Regions from separate parts of the Homo sapiens genome. Here regions 2 and 3 are each linked to region 1. Evidence: chromatin contacts called from ENCODE Hi-C or POLR2A ChIA-PET data. All regions are on one chromosome and are shown on one strand. Each heading gives the region's core, a stretch centred on a gene start or an enhancer-like site at or near the end of the contact. The rest is flanking DNA. Distances are from core to core; before and after follow the strand shown.

Evidence for each region. A loop is a pair of places that touch in the nucleus more often than their neighbours do. ChIA-PET counts read pairs that join two places held with the same protein, here RNA polymerase II (POLR2A). Pooled maps may share reads with other maps.
Region 2: a loop to region 1 is called in a pooled map, with 5 times the contacts of the local background. The contact joins two enhancer-like sites. A Hi-C loop is called at or near these places in 1 of 37 single-sample maps with no recorded cell type and 1 of 50 pooled maps. POLR2A ChIA-PET finds 5 or more read pairs at or near these places in 1 of 52 experiments (Panc1).
Region 3: a loop to region 1 is called in a pooled map, with 4 times the contacts of the local background. The contact joins two enhancer-like sites. A Hi-C loop is called at or near these places in 1 of 50 pooled maps. POLR2A ChIA-PET finds 5 or more read pairs at or near these places in 2 of 52 experiments (OCI-LY7 and activated CD4-positive, alpha-beta T cell).

The regions. Positions count from the first base shown.
Region 1 is chr2:145,409,178-145,413,876 of GRCh38, reverse strand. No RefSeq gene overlaps it. Among named protein-coding and RNA genes, the nearest start is that of LINC01966, 530 kb to the right of the region's middle. RefSeq lists an enhancer at 1,478-1,637. Within about 2 kb of position 2,241, at least 3 of the 41 ENCODE cell types and tissues checked have a DNase peak (open chromatin) inside an H3K27ac peak, as active enhancers do.
Region 2 is chr2:144,214,580-144,219,278 of GRCh38, reverse strand. All of the region lies in intron 2 of QTMAN (queuosine-tRNA mannosyltransferase), which reads left to right. Among named protein-coding and RNA genes, the nearest start is that of QTMAN, 120 kb to the left of the region's middle. Within about 2 kb of position 2,843, at least 2 of the 41 ENCODE cell types and tissues checked have a DNase peak (open chromatin) inside an H3K27ac peak, as active enhancers do.
Region 3 is chr2:144,264,586-144,269,284 of GRCh38, reverse strand. All of the region lies in intron 1 of QTMAN (queuosine-tRNA mannosyltransferase), which reads left to right. Among named protein-coding and RNA genes, the nearest start is that of QTMAN, 66 kb to the left of the region's middle. RefSeq lists an enhancer at 624-1,406. Within about 2 kb of position 1,929, at least 2 of the 41 ENCODE cell types and tissues checked have a DNase peak (open chromatin) inside an H3K27ac peak, as active enhancers do.

The DNA.
Region 1 (4,699 bases), core at 992-3,491:
AAATTATTTCACAATTGATTTCTTCAGTTATGTTGTGCAACTAACCATGTTCCCAACACACTATGTGAAACCACTCCATGTTGCATTGTTTCTGTCACTATGATATGCAAATTCTAAGATGGTCCCTGAGATTTCTACTTCCTTTTGTACACGCACCCCCTGTGCAATCCCATCCAATTGAATGTGTGCATAATTTGTAAAAATGATTGAATTTTACTCCCAATACTAATTGGGTTGACTAATCTGTCGAATTTGAGTTAATTGAAAGAACAATTACCATTGGTGGACTGGACTTAAATATGGTAAGCCTTTAAAAGAGAGACTAGGTCCTTCCTGAAGAGGAAGGTTTAAAGCAGCAGACACTCTCCTGCTTGCCTGAAAGAAGGAAGTTGCCATGTTGTAAGAGGTCTATGGAGGGTGCCATATGGCAAGGACCTGAGAGAGGCCTCTGGCAGCTGAGAGTGCTCCCTGGACATCAGCTGGCAAGAAAACAAGAGCTTCAGTCATAGAGCTGCAAGGAGTTGAATTCTGCCAACAACCATGTGAGTTTGGAAGAGAATCCTGAGTTACAAAGAGTAATGCTGCCTAAATGACACTTTGTTTGCAGCCTTGGGAGGCATGGAGGAGAGGTCCCAGTGAAGCCAGACTCCAGACCTACAGAAATGAGAAGGAATAAATATGTGTTATCTTAATCAGCAAAGTTTGTGATAATTTGTTATGCAGCCATAAAAAACTAAGACAATCACCACACCCAAATGCCCTTTATTGTTCTTTTTACCTGTTAATTTCATCTTTCTAATCTCACCTTCTTCATGAAGCTTTAAATACAATCTCCTTGCATAATAATCCCACATATCTTACTACCTTTAGCACATATTGTCTGAGCAAGTGATAGAATACGTAGTAGCGGCAACGTTTTCTCTTTGAATCATATCTTCCCAGTTGAGAAAAGAGTTCTTTCAGTAGAGGAACCATCTCCTACACTTATTTATATACCCCACAGCCCTTAAAAGTGTCACTGGTTATAAGAGATACTCAATAAATAATTAACAAATTACTCATAACTTCACTTTTACAATATGTCATGGTCATTATATCACTATTCAAATCATCTCTTATGAATTCTGAAGCACATGGTAAGGAAAAAATGAAGACTCCATAGTTAGAGTCAACTGGCCAGATGACATCTTAGACTTCAAAATACTGCATCAGCAAACTCCAATTTATATCAGTTGTACATAATATTCTTCAGGAAAAAGTATAGCAAAACTTCTGAACTCAAAGCCCATAGAACTTTTGTAAAATTTTCTGGCTATTATATTTGCCAGTAAGCAAGGAGATTTGTAGAATACAACTTTGATGCACACAGACTCGGAAGACAGCTGAAAAGAAGCTAAGGCAGAGCACATGTGTGCTGTTTATAGGCAAACACGTGCCACATCACCCACTACCCAGGTGGACATATCTCCTCTAAAGCTGTAATGGCGAGTCAAGTAACCTGTTCAAAAACCCCACAATCTCCTAACCACAGCCACCTGGCTTGTAATTATAGACTTTATTATAAATAGATATAAGCTTTGAGTGATTAGTTATTGTGTACAAAGTATTCAACCGTGGACCACCTGATTTTCACATACTGCTGTACCTTCTCCTTCCTTTGATGCATCTTGGCTATTAATGGAAAAACACCTGTTTCCTGATAGTTCTCTGAGCTATAGAGACGTACATTTATATAGAAACAGCTGGGAGAAAGGTCCTTGTGAAGGACAACAAAATCCAATTCTTACCATCACAAAACTTCCTCCTGGAGCTGCTGATGGAAGCAGTTAAGCCTGCCTTGCATCACTCCTACACAAGCTACAACAAACAAAGTGAAGCTAGGGAGAGTCTTTAACTACTGTGGAAGGATTAAGAAAATCCTACAGCAATAAGGCTGGGATTTCCATTTGATCCTAGAAACAGAAAACGTTTCTAAACCCACAGGTGAATGACATAAACGGAAAGCCAGGAGCGAGGCTGCAAGTGTTTATTGCGTTCCTCTCACATCTTTTTTCAGCACCTGCACATACCTACAGTCTTTCCTCCCCAATGCCCAGGAGCACGGGACATCCAGCTACACTGATAAACTAGCAGCAGCTCAAGAAAATGAATGATGACAGGAAATGAAAGTGACAGTGACAGTTTGTGGTTGTTTGATTTCTTAAATGCAATGAATGGTGGCCACAGAGTTTCCTGTCAACAAGTGTCTGGATAGAAAAATGAAAAAGCAATCAAAACAGTAACTGACACTTCAGGGCATTTCAGGGAAGCCCAGGGCTCACTGTGCAACAAAACCACCTGCTTAGTGTTCTCCATGGGAACTACCACTCACCCTGAGAGGAATTATCAGGATAAAGCCAAGGTGGGTGGGTGCAATGCCAGCTCATTAGTTTAATCTCCAAGGAAAGGTGGACCAAATGATAAAATTCTGGACTAAATGACCTCTGTGGTCAAATCCAGTGCAATGCTCTGTGGTCAATTCCAGTGTAAAGATTCTAGAAATAATACAGGATGAAGGGGTAGGAAATGTGACCCTAATGCAGATACCATTAGTAATTTAATTATAGGAACTTCAATTAATTTACTTCTCTCTGCCTTAATCCCTCCTCATGTAAAAATGCTACCCTTCCTTTCTGTCTTTAAGCCAGAAATCTGCTAGTTGTATGAGTTACAGGAAGAAGATCCACAATATTAGAGACACAGGGAATTAATAAACAATCGTATACAAGTATCTGGAAAAAGAGAAGAGCACTGAATTTGATATTGAACACGTTTTCTTGGCCTAATGAACATAACTGCATCCCACCATGTTTTCATCTCATCTCTCCCCTGTGACATCCCTACTGTCAAGCCAGAGTTCTTGCCATTTTCTGCTTTGAATCTTGATCTAGCCCTACCTCTTGACTTTATCCCAGTCTGATTTCCACTTCTATCAACTCTATCTAAGTGCTAGCTCCCCGTTCTCCAGCAAGTGGCCCTGCCTATCACCTTCACCCCAATGCGTTCCTCTCCACTCAGAGAAATGTGAACCTGTATCGCATGGTGTAGCCTTTCTTCTTGAAATTCTTCTCTCCTTTTTTTAATCCTTAAAAAAGAAAATGCTTTAGAGAAATATGACTGTAATTAACAACTGACAAAAATATCTGGGCTTGAGCTGAAGTGGGAAATCACAAACGTTAGTTACTTATTTTCTCATGCAGTTACCATTTGTTCTCTTTTCTCAGGGAAGTTGAAAGACCTGAGGTTCAAACTTAATAAGGCCCCATACTGTTTCTAAGAGTATTTGCAACATGTAAAGTATAAGTCAGTGCATTGCTGATATTTAAATTTGTTTTCACTCATCTGAGCTATTACACAGTATGCAATCCCTAAACCCTTCATAATAAAGAACACACATTTCTCAGCCACGAAAGGGAATGAAAGATTCAGCAATTTAAGCTCTCCGGTACTAGAAAGGTGACAAAACATTTATGTGTATCCAATCCATTCCACTGATTTGGCTCCAACATTAGGAGGGACTGCCTCAGGCAGAGACATTTTGCTATATACACATTCTTGGGAATTAGCAAATGGCCCATAGTGATGACAGCAACATCCTTCAAAACACTCAACTTTACTAAATGGATTTCACAAATACATTTTCTCTTTCTGAAGAATGTTTTTTTAAGTCTAACTGATAGTACAAATACTTGTTGCCTTTTTAAAAAGAAAATTCCAAGAAACCAAGGAGTAAGCTATAAACAAATCATTTTCACTTGTGTAAGAATGGCTGTGTAACCTGTGTTCTACCAGTTATCTTCATGTTTTTCATTGATTTTTACAATCCATTGTCCATGGTAAGTTACTCTAGGAGAGTGATGTGCTAAGGAGGTCATGACATGAAATTTAATATTTAAAATACCAGTCTTTACATACCAAATAAGCAGGAAAAATTCACTATCTGAATCATTTTTACTCCTTGGATGGCATGTAAAGATCTCTGGATTCTGGTCTCAATCTTGTAAATAAGCAATTTTGACATCTAGAGTAAGTCACTTAGTTTTTATACCTCCAACTTTCTTTAATTGTACAATGACAAGATAATAAAATAATCCTGAGATCTTTTCACTAAATTTTATTATTGCATCATTTGAAAATAATTTCATAGCACATACTGAAAAATACACTTCCAGAGTTTAAAAGCATGTACTTTACTTTTAAATTGTGCTTAAAATACTTGTTGTGTTACTTGTATGTTCATAATATTATTACTGCCACTACTCATATAAGAAAACATTGTTTAATTTTAATAAAAATGAACTATTACTTCACATTCAAATAACATATTTTGATTTTTTAACAGTATTTTACACCCATTATTGCACAGACTAGCTTTATATGGTTGATGGGTCCAAAATAATTATTCCCATTTTAAAGGTCACTTGTGTCCAAGGACATGCAAGATTTTAGTGGCAAAACCTAGAAATAGGAAATTTTTTGAACTTTGAGAACCACACTCTCTATGTGTAATTTGTATACCAATGTATCTTTCAGATAGCAGTCCTGGCAAAGGAAATTTAAAGAGCTATCATTTTGAGCAGTTCATTCACTTTCTGCCATTATCAAGAGGTGGCCAAGAGGTGCCTTTATGGAATTTTCTGCCTCTACATTTCTCATGAGT
Region 2 (4,699 bases), core at 1,594-4,093, 1.2 Mb after region 1:
CGTGCCTGCAATCCCAGCTACTTGGGAGGGTGAGGCAGCAGAATCACTTGAACCTAGTAGGTGGAGGTTGCAGTGAGCCGAGATGGTGCCATTGCACTCCAGCCTGGGCAACAAGAGTGAAACTCCATCTCAAAAGAAGAAGAAGAATTAAAAAAAAGGTCTGTTACTGCAAAGTGATTTTTCACTGATATAAAATGAATATTAAAAACATCAAATGTGTCTAAGGTTGATCCATTTAAGGATATCTATTTCTAGTTCTTCAGTCTCTTATGGAAATTCCTCTTTCTTCTCCCAAATGTTTACCTGATATTCTTTCACCTCCTGAGATGCTAGGATTTTGCTTTTTTTTTTTTTTTTTTTTTTAGATACTTTCCCTCATAGATAAATCAAATTGAATTGTGAGATTATGGCCTTTTCATTTTTCATTAGAAGTGACTAAATCCAGTCTAAATCCAGTACCTTATACTCAGTGACATTTATTTCATCTCATCAAGGGAATGCCACCCATGTTTGCTTGTGTTACTGTACTTCAAATAGGACGTTGAGAATATTTGTATGTTAGAGTAACACTGCTATTTCTGTTTCAAAATTAACTGAAAATGTGTCTCCCACTTGGGGAGGGAAACTTCTCAATAACTTTTGTAGTTAATATGGATTAAGTTATTAAAACATGTTTGAGTATTCTTAATCAGTATAGTTAAGAATATGTTAGTCATCTTATTTTAAACTCATTTGGTGTGTATATTTATAATTACCCTGCACAAACTCAGTCTGAGTTAAATGTTGGCATAGAAGCCAGTGTAGGGTAGCAAGATAATGTTTCTGTCCAATAAAAAATGCCAGTGTAATGATTAAGCCAGTGGACTCCTTCCAGGTCATAGACATGATTATTTTTGAATTAAACATTCTTGTAGACTCCAGTCAGGTTGGGGAAGATGCTTTGCCATGGCATGGAACATAGTTTCTAAATCCCTCAGCAGGGCAGACAATTTTCCTTAGATTGAGGGGTGAAATTTTAAATAGAATTAGATGCCACCTATTATATTTACATGGTAATACAATCTGTACATAAAATTCTGCCTATGAGAGTAAATAGTAATGAGTGATAGGAAGAAGTAATTTTTTATGTCTGATAATAGTACAACTCTTGAATGAATTAGGAAGAAATCGTCACGGCCATTGCTAAAGGGTTTTACGGTTCATTGACTCAACACACATTTATTGAACACTTTCTGTTTGCTGAGTGCTAGAGATAACAATGGTAAGCAAAACAGACCTAGTCAAGTGTCTCCGTGGAACTTAATGTCCAGTGGAGATATTGACATTAAATAATTACTTGTATAAATATATCCTACGTGTGATAAGTACACAGAAATACTACAGATTGTTTTGTCAAGAGAACCTTGACTTTGCTTGATGGTAACAGTAGTAAATTTTTGAGCTAGACTGAATGCGGCTACGTGGCTGACTTCTTCACCTTCTACTCCAAACCTTTATTGGCATGTGAATCTTCAGTATTGTTTTTTTTTCCCCCTCCAGTCCTAGTTCTTAAGACCTATTATTCTATCAAAAAGGTGACTGTCCAGTGCTGAGGGGTAAAGAATAAGGGTTATATCTTCAGAGGAGTTATGATTATGTTGGACTCTGGGAGGAATCCCAAGAGATTCTAACAAAAAAATTGAAGTATTTCACTATATGATATTCAGTTACTTATATTATTGATGTCTTGGTTTTACAAGTGAGGAGGCATTATTAAATATTGTATGCAATTAATATATTAATTTATAGTGACATTTATATTCCACAAGCATATAAAACATATACCGTGTTATATATATATCATTTAAATATTAATAATTATTAAACATTTTTATTTAATCCTAAAACTCAAAGACTAGAAAATGGAGGGTTTTTTTTAACTTATATTGTATCCTGTGCCTGCAGTGAAGTATAATGGGATGCCATGTGAATATGGAGTTGGAAGACCTGGATTTTAGTCTTGCTGTCACTTACTCTATGATGCCGATATTCTTTATATTTTGTATTCTGTAAAAGAAAAGTGGTTCAACAATGGTATCAGCACTCCTTGCACCTATTATTCTGAACACACCTTGACTTCTCTGCTTGGGCATTCGTATCCGAATGGGTCAGGGAGCCCAGTTTTCTCCCACTGAGCTGGTTTACAGCCCATTTCAAGAAGGTGGAAGACTTCTGGAGAAAAGCCATCTTTGAGAAGGAAATACATTATTCATCTTGTCAAACTTTTATAAAAAGAATAATTGTTGGCAGAAAGTATTTAAAAATGTCTTTTTTTCTTCTCTGTTAAATAAAAGCCTAATTACTAAATGTGGAATGGGCTCTCTAGATTGATGGTGAGGGAATTGGCTTCTTATCCTACTTCCACTTCTCAAATTAAACTAGGATGATAATAGATCAAACAGAATAAGAAACTGCAGATGATTTTCAAAATTTATGAAATTTACAAATATTCTCTTAGGCCATTAAATGCACTTTGGCCTAGAATTCAATTGCTTATTCTGTTTCTCCCATCTCTTTAATCGGTGTTACTTCTCTTGTATTGGTAGGTTAAAATAAACACATATCTATATGGAAAAAATTATTATTTCCCATAAATTCTGCTTCTGTCAACAATAAAAAAGAATCAGTATTTGAAAGAGAACATAATAAAATGTGTCCAGATATACTTGCTGCTTGATTTAGTTTAGACTTCAGGAATAATAGGAAATCATTAGTATCAAGTACAGTGCTGTCTGACACTTGTTGCTGAGAACCTGTGTTAAGTGAAACCAGTGTTACTTTCAAGGCAGAAGAAAGCAACTTCCTGTGTCCCCCTGATTTTCACTTCAGCTCCAGAAAAACCTAGTTTGTCTGCTGTGTGTCAGGTCCTGAGACAACTTTCAGGAAAATAATAGCATAGCTCCCAGTTTTCAGATTTTCACAGCTGCATGCAGAAGCAGAACGTGTGACTACAGTGAAACAAGTATAATTCTACTATACAGAGTATAAAGGAAGTCATATTTAGGAGGAGTTCAGGGAAAGGCTTCATAGAAATGGTGATTCATGAGCAGAAATTTTAACAAAAGTTCATTAGTTGAACAGAGAGAGAAGGCTGATGGAGGTGAGATAAATGTGTGAAGTTATAAGAGTCTAAAACAGCTCTGGGAGTGTGGGTGTTTGGTATTGCTACCAAGTAGAGTCTGGGGAAGTTGGGGAAAAGGAATTGAAGTGGGAGAAGGCCAAATGTGGCTGTAGTGAAGAGAAAGGAAGGGGCCAGGAAATGAGTCTTAATTGCCATGTGTTGGGCCTTGGATTTTACCCTTAGGTGATTTAAGGTTTTTGAGCATGTCATTTTATGGTCACATTTCCATTTTGGAAAGATTATTTGTGATTAGCTTAAGGAGAATGGTGTGGTGGGAACAAGATTGTATGGTAGCATGGAGACCTACTTAAAAGGGCAATGCGATACTTTAAATGAGTGGTGAGATGATATTCCAGTGCAAAACTTTCTATTGATTCATAAATATGCTGCCACATTTGTGAATGTTGGCAAATTAAAAATATTTGTAGTATTCAGTAGAACGAATTCATTGCTGCTTTTATAGTTTGAAATCATTCATGGAATTAATAGCATTAAAAAATTGAAAGAGGGTTAATATTTTGTCAGTGGAATTAAACCACTCAGCTTCTCACAGAAAGAAAAATCTTGTAATTTTTTAATATAATGTGGAATATAACCTCACAATAATATATTGAACTTTTAATATATACTTATCCAGTTATTTGTGGAAATTGTGCATATTTGAAAACAAGTACATGACGTGCTTAGTACATGCTAAGTACTCAGTAACTATTTGCTGAGTTTGCATTTGATGCTTGTGGAGTTTTAACCAAGACACTTTACTAATTCAAGTCCTGGAATAAGTTACTAATATATGTGTGTGTGTGTGTATATATATATATGTGTGTGTGTGTGTGTGTGTGTGTATATATATATATTTTTTTTTTTTTAAAAAATAAAGACAGGACCTCACTCTGTCACTCAGGCTGGAATACAGTAGCACAATCATGGCTCACTGTAACTTCAAACTCCTGGGCTCAAGTGATTCTCTTGCCTTAGCCTCTGGAGAAGCTAGCATTATAGGCACACACTACCACACTCAGCTAATTTTTAAAATTTTTTGTAGAGATGGAGCCTCACAACAGCCCAGGCTGGTTTCAAACTCCTTGGTTCAAGCAGTTCTCCTACCTCAGCCTCCCAAAGTGCTAGGATTACAGGCATGAGCCAGTGCACCCAGCCATGACTGATACTTTTAAGCAGAAAGTTGAATTCCAAACCAACAAAAAAAGAAATGTTTTTTAGGGAAAATTAAATTATCACAAATACATATAAGATGCTAACTTTGCAAAGAGCATATATTTAAAAGATCATTGCAATTCATATAATTGGAAAAGCACATTTGAAAATAGCTTTAAATTTTCTCACAGAAAGTATGGCGTATGAGTTTTCCTACCAAATCTTGGTTTCGATGCATGAATTCTCAGTTCTTAGTCTCTACAACAAGACACAAAAATCAGAGGAAGAGATTAGCATATCCATGGCATTGAGGGGGGTATACATTATTAGCTTACCACATCTTTGTCAGTTTGAACCCAGAATTAAAGCGAAATGTTGCTATTT
Region 3 (4,699 bases), core at 680-3,179, 1.1 Mb after region 1:
CATTATGGTTTTTAGAATTATTATTATTTAAAAATGATTTTTTGGGATTATATTTTACTTTTAAATGAATTAAAAGTAACGGTGAATACTTATTTAAATCAAATATCAGTTAGCGTATATTATGAATGGAATCTCAAAAAGACATTTGTAACATCTTACGTAGATTTATATAGGCTTTAAGAAATGGAAACTTGGGGGCCGAGTGCAGTGGCTCCTGCCTGTGATCCCAGCACTTGGGGAGGCTGAGGCGGGCAGATCACCTGAGGTCAGGAGATCGGGACCACCCTGGCCAACATGATGAAACCTCATCTCTACAAAAATACAAAAATTAGGTGGGCATGATGGCAGGTGCCTGTAATCCCAGCTACTCGGGAGGCTGGGGCAGAAGGATCGCTTGAACCTGGGAGGTGGAGGTTGCAGTGAGCCGAGATCGTGCCATTGCACTCCAGCCTGGGTGACAGAGCGAGAGTCAAAAAACAAAAAAAAATGGAAATTTGGGGCCATTAGAAAGGAATGTTTACTTAATAATTATAACATAGCAATGTTATTTAACTGCTCTTTTTAGTAATATGTAATTTATTCACACAAAGGATACCTTGGTTTGCCTGTATTTTTTGGTCAGTTTAGGCTGTTATAACAAATACATCCTCAACTGGGTGGTTTAAACAACAGATATTTATTTCTTACAGTTCTGGAGACTGGGAAATCCAAGATCAAAGTGCTAGCAGATCCTTTGTCTGGTGAGGGCTTGCTTCCTGGTTAGCAGATGGCCACCTTCTCATTGTATTGCCACATAGAGAGCAGAGAGGAAGGAAATTCTTTGGCATCTTTTATAAGGGCACTAGCCCCATTCATGAGGGCTCCTCCCTCAAATCTTAAATACTCCTGCCTTAGTCTATTGTGCATTGCTATAAGGGAATACCTGAGCCTGGGTAATTTAGAAAGAAATGAGGTTTATTTGGCCCACGGTTCTGCAGGCTGTACAAGAAACATGGCACCAGCATCTGCTTCTGGTGAGGGCTTCAGGGAACTACCATTCATGGCAGAAGAAAGGGAGCAGGCATTAGAGGGAGGAAGAGAGAAGGGAGGAAACCATTAGGCTGTTTGTAACAATCAGTTCTTGTGGGGAATTTATAGAATGAGAACTCACTCATTACCATGAGAATGGCCACCCCCAAGCCATTCATGAGGGATCTGATTTCCTGATCCAAACTCCTCCCATCAGGCCCCACCTGCAACACCTCCAATACTACCAATATTGGAAATCAAATTTCAACATGATGTTTAGAGGGAACTAATATTCAAACTGTATCACCTCCCATTGGCCCCACCTTCAAATACCATCACACTGGGGATAAGGCTTTAACATAGGAATTTTGGGAGACAGAAACACTCAGTCCATAGCACTACAGTTGTTATTAAGTATAATGTATTGAAATACCTATTTAGAGCATGTGAATGAATTGTAATCAAAAGTTTAGATCGCTATTAGGGCTAACTCACCTCTCTCTCTTTTTGTCTTTCAGTTGCAGGAAAATTTTCATCTGTTTTACTACTTAAATATAACTTTCAGGAGATTTTTAAAAACCTAAGTCCTATTTCTCCTGTGGAAGTGTTAAAAATCCTAAGAAGCTTTCTTGAGATAAAGTTTGTCCCCTTTCAATTATTAAATGTGCTTTTCTCTTATCTGTGAATTTCACCTTCAGTTTACTGGCAACTGCTTTTTTGTGTTAGGATCATAGAATTATGATTAACTCCTTGCAATCTGGCTTTTGTCCCACCTCTGTACTGGAACTGCACTCGTGAAGGTCACTGGTGACCACATCTAGCCAAATGTAGAGGGTTATTTTTCTCAGTTCTCAATCTCCTTGACATGCTAATGTCACATGACCTTGGCTTTTCAGCTACATGAGCACTTTCCTTTGAAGTCTCTGCTGCCTACTCTTCTTCCTGTAATACCTGTCTCTGAGGTGTTAGGGTGGGTTTGTACTTTTCCTTTGCTAGGCGTTTACTTATTCCATTTTGAATCTTATAATAACTTTAGTTCTTCTTGTTTAGCATTTGTATCACAGATAAATCATAATTCTCACACTCTGATGGGTATTGCCGGTGATTCTCAGAGTTCTATTTCACATCATTGCCTATCACCTAAACTCTAGTCCTGCACTTTCATCTTAGAATAGATCCCAAATCATCTCCTTCAGATTATTTTTTTTTCCTCTAAATATCTGCATTTCTTTTAAAGAAGCATTCTCTTAATACCTTGACATTTTTAGTGTGGTGTCCTTTATGCTGTGTCCCTTACCTTCCAATACCTCTAATGTCCTTGAGCCTTTCCTGAAAATGTTTCCTAAAATTGCCCCATGTTCTTCATTTCTTTCTTTTCCCCAAAGTACTTTATAGTTTGTGAAACACTTACAAATGTATTTTTTTCTTGATTTAAAATAACCCATACAACAAATTTGTGAAGTAGGAAGGTCAGAGTTTATTAAATAAGTCTGCAGATGGGGACATATGTACCGAAAGTAGTAGTGACTTGCCTGAGTTATCATTGCTGGTTAAGGGTAAAGCCATTACTAAGGCCAAGGTAAAGTGAATTTAAGATTATACCTGTGCCCAAAGCAAGTGACTGTTGCAGTTTCCTCTTAAGAGATGTTTCAACTTCCAGTCCTCCTTTAATTCACTTTACTTACATTGCTAGATTAATGTTTGTAAAACCAATCACAGTAGCAGCTACTATCGATTGGTACAATGTCTCAGTCACTGATCTAGATATCATCTAATCTTCAAAACTACCATGCAAAGTAGATATTGTTGTATCTATAGGTAAAGAAAATTTTATGGATAAGGAAATTGAGGCTTACAGAAGTTAAATAACTTGCTAGTCATTAAGTGTGATGGGGCTGTGGGGTAGTGATTTCCACCCTGGCTCCCAAGCTCTGATTCTTTTTTACAACCACTTTTTGCCATTTTTCAAATTCTGGATGTTACCCCTCTTTCTAAGAACTTACTATTTCTTCATTTTGCTACTTAATCCTATTTACACCCCTTTATTAACCTTCTAGTATCTTCAGTAATTTGTTCATAAGTTTCCTTTCCATCATTTTCTCCAGTAACCCTCCACAGTGAACTCTGCTCTTGACCTTGTTCTCTTCTCACAATGACCTCATCTAGTCCTACTTTCTCACTTTCTTAGCTGGTTATTTTCTCCCTTTATAGAATTATTTCACCTCAAATTCTTTACGTATTCCAGCTCTTTACCTTCTACTTCTCAACTCTTAGTGAGCACTTAGAGCATACAGGGTGCCATGGTAGGAGCTGTGAATATAGATGAATGTGTGGGCCTTGTTGGAGAGGTGAGCAGTTGATGGAAGGAGTCAAACTGGATTCTCCACTCTGATTTGAGAGTGCTGGCAGAGGGTGGTGTGCCTAGGTTGCTAGGGATGTGATTAATTTTACCTGAGTAACTGAGGAAGATGTGAGTAAGAATGGACATTTGAGCTGTAACCTTAAAGGAAGAGGAGGAGGTCCTCAGTTAGAGAAGGGGTGGGAGGAGGGCATTCTTATTTTTTTATTTTTATTTTTTTGTTGAGACGGAGTCTCGCCCTGTTGCCAGGCTGGAGTGCAATGGTGTGATCTCGGCTCACTGCAACCTCCGCCTCCCGGGTTCAAGGGATTCTCTTGCTCAGCCTCCCGAGTAGCTGGAATTACAGGTGCGTGCCACCACCCCCGGCTAATTTTTTGTATTTTTATTAGAGACAGAGTTTCACCGTATTAGCGAGGATGGTCTCAATCTCCTGACCTCGTGATCTGCCCCCCTCAGCCTCCCAAAGTGCTGGGATTACAGGTGTGAGCCACCGCGCCTGACCGAGGGTATTCTTGAAAGAGGAAATATTGTATGAATACAGGAATGAAGTTACAGATATGTTTCCCATATTTTGTAATGTGAATGTTAAAGGCATTTGTTGCAAGGCCATGCAAAGTGGTGTATTGCTGCCAACAGGCCTCAAGTGACTGGACTTCCCTTGGTTGAATCATCCCAGTTCAAGGTCTGGTCTTTGACCTTATACTTTCAGACACCTGATTTGCTGAGCCCACTGGGAGTGGGTCTGTCTTAGGAGTGGGCTTGCATTAACCAAGATCTTGGAAACTGATACATGGATATCTATATATTTATATATGTTTGTCAGTGTGTCAGTTTATTAATTTCCAATGAGAAATACAACTGTCAAGTAGATTGGATTGCTTATCTTGACAAATCAGTACACTGCCTCCCTGTCTTCCTGTAGACAGGATTCTTGGGAAGCCAAGTTATTAATATGGAGGTCAATTGATTGAGAAATACAGCTGTCAAGTTTACCCAGCATTTCTGACCATTGCGCTCCTTCTCTCCTGGCAAGATACATGGGAAGTCACATTACTGGAAGACCACATTTGGAGCATGGAAAGAGATCCAGGAAGGATATTTGTTTTAAGAAGTATCTCTCACCTGAGTTAGCTTGAGGCAGTCTTACCCACTATAGGAATATCTTTGCCAAGGAAACCGTTATTGGAGTCAAGTCAGCCACCACTTTCCCTCTCATGGTAGCTTAGCTTGACCTTGTCAGCATTTGCCTAGGTGACTTCTTGGATTTCGTTCCTGACTAGCCTCACCCGTATTTCCCATAGCTTCTGGATGGGTGCATTCTCCTTTTAGATA